Linked DNA regions of Homo sapiens: region 1 is linked to region 2. Evidence: chromatin loops called from intact Hi-C (ENCODE). Cell type or tissue: GM12878. All regions are shown on one strand.

Region 1 (2,500 bases), 1.0 Mb before region 2:
TAAACTTTTTTTTTTATTTTTTGAGATGGAGTCTCACTCGGTTGCCCAGGTTGGAGTGCAGTGGTGCGATCTTGGCTCACTGCAACCTCTGCCTCCCAGGTTCAAGCAATTCTCTGGCCCCAGCCTCCTGAGTAGCTGGGATTACAGGTGTGTGCCACCATGGCTGGCTAATTTTTTGATATTTGTAGTAGAGATGGGGTTTCACCATGTTGGCCAGGCTAGTCTCAAACTCCTGACATCAGGTGATCCACCCATCTCGGCCTCCCAAAGTGCTGGAATTACAAGTGTGAACCACCACACCTGGCTTGGATAGTAAACCAATATGCAAAGGAATGAGTATTTCTCCAATGATCATATTACCCTTTCCATTTTAGAAAAGATGTGTGCTATGATTTGAATTGGTTCCCTCCAAAATTCAGCAGTAGATATTGTGATTTTATTAAAAAGTGTTGATCAGGCCATACGGGCTTCTCTGTCATGAATGGGATAAAGCCCTTTGTGAAAGAGGCTTCATGCGGCATTCTGCTGGCTTGCTCTTCCACTGTCTGCCATGTGAGGAGGTAGCACAAAGCACCATCCTGGAAACAGAGAGTAGCCCTCACCAGAAAACCAAGCCTGCTGGTGCCTTGATCTTGGACTTACCAGCCTCTAGAACCGTGATAAAATAAATTTTCATTCTTTATAAATTACCCAGTCTCAGTTATTCTGCTATAGCAGCACAAAATGGATGAAAACAATATGTGACTAATAAAAGATTTTGTCCATACAGTACCTGCCTCCATGGGAGATACGAATTTAGAATATAGAACAAAAAGGGGAAAATAAAAATTATAATTAGCCTAAATTAAAATTGTGATATATAAAGACTGAAAATAAATTTGCAGATTCACATAAAACTTCATAATTTCTATATTCTCATATGAATCTTATAATAACTAAAAGCTAAATGAGACAATTATCATCTTCCCAACACATGAGTTAACATAGGAATGACCTTGTACATGACTTGAGAAGTAGGTAGCAGAGTTGCAACTCAGCCCAGTCCAGTGATCTTTGAGCTGGACCATACCATATTACCTGCATAAATGGAACTGGCCCCAAAGATGGTGCTATTCTCCCCTGACACTACTTCCTTAGGAAGCCAATTCATCTTACTCGGGATTCTGTTTTACCGTTTAGTAGCAAAGTATCCATAATACATTGTTAAGAGGATTTCAAGGGTCATAGGACGTGTAGAAAATTTAGAAAGTAGCCATTCCAAACTCTTCATTTACAGACTCTATAACAAAGGGTAAGAGAGAGGCAATTCATTGATTAAGATGTCATAGCAAGCTGTCAGGAGAGATGAGACCTGAGAGCCTTTGGGCTCTCAGTGTAGCACTCTCTCAAGATGCACAGAGCTATCTCCCAGGTGCCCTACCTCAAGTATCAGTTTCTTCCCACTAGTAGGCGCTGTTGCCTGATTGTGAGGAATTTCTCCTTCTACCTAACAGTAGATTTTCATTGTAATTAGGAGTATTGCGTGGGACACTAAGTCTACAACATGGCTTCTGTATGACTCCAGAACAAGGTGAACTCCATTACAATTGCAACCAGTAGAGTCATGCCATTTCTCTCTGAAACACTGTGGTGTTTTGGATTTGTACATCTCAATGTTCTGGAAACCAAAGGAATGGCAGTAGGACATGGGGTACTGAGTGGGTTCTGCAGAGCTGTGTTGAGGCAAAAAAAAGTCAAGGCTCTGGTCCCTGTTTGACCATAGCTGGTATAAAATGATTGCTTTATACGTTGGTATTATCTAGAACATTCATTTAACAGAAACTTTCCAGTTTGGCTTTGTTACTTCTTCGTCTTATTATTATTATTACTTTGAGACAGAGTTTTGCTCTTGTTGCCCAAGCTGGAGTGCAACGGCACAATCTTGGCTCACAGCAACCTCTGCCTCCCGGGTTCAAGTGATTCTCCTGCCTCAGCCTCCCGAGTAGCTGGGATTACAGGCGCACGTCACCATGCCCAGCTAATTTTTTGTATTTTTAGTAGAAACGGGGTTTCACTATGTTAGCCAGGCTGATCTCAAACTCCTGACCTTGTGATCCACCTGCCTCAGCCTCCCAAAGTGCTGGGATTACAGGTGTGAGCCGCTGTGCCCGGCCTGTTGTTTATTATTTTTTTTAAACACCACAGACTACTCAAGTAGTGGTAAATCTGTGGATAGAAGAATTGAGTTTTGATTCAAGCTGCACCACATGTATGAACTGTGACTTTGAGTAAGCTATTTTACCCATTTGAGCCATAGGTGGAAGAGAAATAGTAATCTCAGCCCTAGGTACCTCAAAGTATTACTGACAGGATACAAACATACATTCATATATATATGTATGTATGTGTATATATGTATGTGTGTGTGTGTATATACATGTGTGTGTATCCTGCCAGTAAAATAAGTATACACACATACAAATAAAATGCAAAGAATTCCTCTAAAATAAACTGCTGTAAA
Region 2 (2,500 bases):
CGGCCGCGCGGCGATTCTCGGACGGGCTGGCCTGCCACCTAGCGGTGGGCTGAGATCGAGTTCGCGGCCATGGGCGGTGGGCTCGCCGTTCCACCTCCCGGGCGGCGGTACCCTGACCAGATGCTAGGACTGACAGAAGGAGGGCACCCTCCAATGGGGATGGCATACAACCTCCAAAGTTTTGGCAAGAGGGATGAAAATCAGAAAGGCCTCGCTGCTTGCCCATCACTCAGCGATGAGCATCTATTTGCACTAAGAAAAACCACAAATAACCCGCTTCGAACACACCATCTTCCTGTCCCTGTGGCCCCTCTTAGGGGAAGTCGGTAGTGGAAGGATGCCACCTAGGAGCTCAGGGGCTTTGGGACGTACAACTCTGTTTTGCAGTTGAGGAAACAGGCCCGACGAGGAGGCTTGTTAGTGGTGAGTTAGTGACTTAACCAGGACCAGATTTTAAGCTTCTGAATTTCATGTCAGTGACTGAAAGCCAAAGGCGGGTTTATCTCAGCTCCTTAGAAGTATTTATGAGAAAGGAGCGGCTGCCAGAACCATGAGTTTAACCTCTTAGGTCACCTTTGTTGCCAGTGTTCATTGGAAACCGCTCCCCAGCAGTCTTGGAGGATTTTTTTTAAAGAAAATATGGCCTAAGATTTTCGGTAATGACACGAAAAGCCCAGATGGTGCTGAAGGGTGTGGGTCTCGGAGCTCGGGGGTTTGCGTGTTAAGAGGGGGGTTAAGGCCTGGACCAAAGACTTGCAGGGCGAGCCTCGATTCTGAAATCGCTCTCTTCCCCTTCCTAACATCCTCTGCATAGTAGCCTGGCGAGAAACCGGGTGTGTGTGTGTGAGGGGGTGGGGGTCATGTGGATAGGCCAGAATTTGTGCCACAACAGTTCCTCCGTAAAGTTTTCTTTCTCCGAGCTCGTGACTTAAGATGGCAAACGCGCGTCCGCATGCTGGCGGCCCCTAGCGGCAGCAGGCGCGCTCTGCAGGGGGAGACAGCGCCGTCGCCCCCGCCCGGGTCGGCGGGGATCGAGTTCGGCCCCTCCCACTGCGGGAGCCGTCGGAGGCCGCGTCGGAGAAACGCGCCTCTGTTCGGACTGGAAACGAATCTGGGAACGAGTTTGAAGCGCGGTCAAGTTTGACTCATCGCTTTCCAAGGACAGTTAGTGCCTTCCATCTTCATTAACGTGAATAAGGACCTTGGCTGACTTCTTTCCAGATCGGATTTTTAAAGGCATTGTTTGCTTGAGGAGATCATGCTTCTCCCCTCCCCCGCCAGCCTTTTTGCAAAGGCTGAGCCCAGTCCAGCCAGGACGGCCGAGGGATCTCTGCTCCGGGACGCGATTTGCTGGCATTGTCTTCGGGCCCTTCTGGAAGGCTGTCTCGCGCTGAGCGTATGGGGAACGTCCCTTCTGCAACTCCTCTTCAGATCTTGATGATAAAACACATCCCTCTGTTTTATTGCATTTCCTAGAAGCTTGCAGGCTTGCAAGAGCACTGTTGGCAGGAAACGTGATAGAAATGAAAGTCAGGACACAATGTCCCCGAACACCTCGGTTATCCAAAGCGGCTGTCGAGGCCATCGCGTTATCAAATTCGCTTTTATTTACTGTCGTCTCCTGCACCCTCCCGTTCCCCAGCCAAGAGGGCGAAGAGTGTTTTCCCCCAAGAATAAAAACAGCTCCGCGATTTGACCTCACCCCCTGCCGCCGGACCACGGTGGTGTCTGCAGCCGTGCAGCTAGTTGGCTGAAACACTGCTGAGACCGGGAGCCCCACGGCAGGGCCCCTGATGCGGGGTTCACTACGGCAGTTGCAGCCTTATTAAAATTCCTTGTCCTTGTCCCTAAACAGTGCTTTACACTTTCAGATTTCCCTTTGGATTTTTCAGCGGGTTATTGGAGTTATTAGATTACCAATAATCCAACAGCCTCTGTAGCCTCTCTGGCTGGAGAGGAGGGGGGAAGGGCGGAAGGCATTCTCCAAATCGGGAGGCTCTGGCCAAACTAGGTCAATGGGAAGGAGGGGAGGGGCGAGAAAGGGGTTGACGGTTTCAAACCTTGATGGAGGGCTCTCTCTAGCGTTAGGCAGCGGTAAAAACACCATTCGGTTTGAGCTCCCGGAACCACGGGACTCCTAATTTCCAATAAATGCACTTACTTCATTTTAACTTCCCAGATTCTCATCCCTACCCCTTATTAAATCCCAACCGTCTCTTTCACCTTTATCCCACCGGGCGAAGGGGTGAGAAAGCCTCAATGTAGGATTTTGAGGCCAAAGGCTCGTTCTTTGCAGACCGACTCTGACCCTTCCGCTTGCCGCAGAAGGGATGAGCGGCGCAGTGTGACGCCACTGGCTAGTTTTAGGACCAGACTGCGGCCTTTGTGGCTGAGTCTTTCGCTGTCCCCTAGCCCCCGAAAGCGCACCCCGGAGCCTGCTACCGAGACCAATTAGGACATGGCACCCGGGGGTTATAATTCCCGGGAGGGCCACAGGAAG

The links. Hi-C counts contacts between places; a loop is a spot of excess contacts. Peaks named below come from ENCODE experiments on the same cell type or tissue, not always from the same donor. Only the 100,000 strongest peaks of a DNase experiment are listed, where the experiment ranks them.
Region 1: it touches region 2 in a loop (11-fold over the local background); 21 of 110 quality-filtered maps call a loop at or near these places.

The regions. Positions count from the first base shown.
Region 1 is chr3:188,748,155-188,750,654 of GRCh38, reverse strand. All of the region lies in intron 8 of LPP (LIM domain containing preferred translocation partner in lipoma), which reads right to left. Among named protein-coding and RNA genes, the nearest start is that of MIR28, 61 kb to the right of the region's middle. In GM12878, a CTCF peak has its summit at 1,451; a DNase peak (open chromatin) is centred at 1,492.
Region 2 is chr3:187,738,577-187,741,076 of GRCh38, reverse strand. The region is part of intron 1 of BCL6 (BCL6 transcription repressor); the gene reads left to right. Among named protein-coding and RNA genes, the nearest start is that of BCL6-AS1, 3.8 kb to the left of the region's middle. RefSeq lists a silencer at 1,304-1,479 and an enhancer at 1,981-2,500. In GM12878, CTCF peaks have their summits at 40 (motif pointing left), 966 (motif pointing left) and 2,077; a DNase peak (open chromatin) is centred at 2,056; H3K4me3 peaks cover 1,817 bases; H3K27me3 peaks cover 298 bases.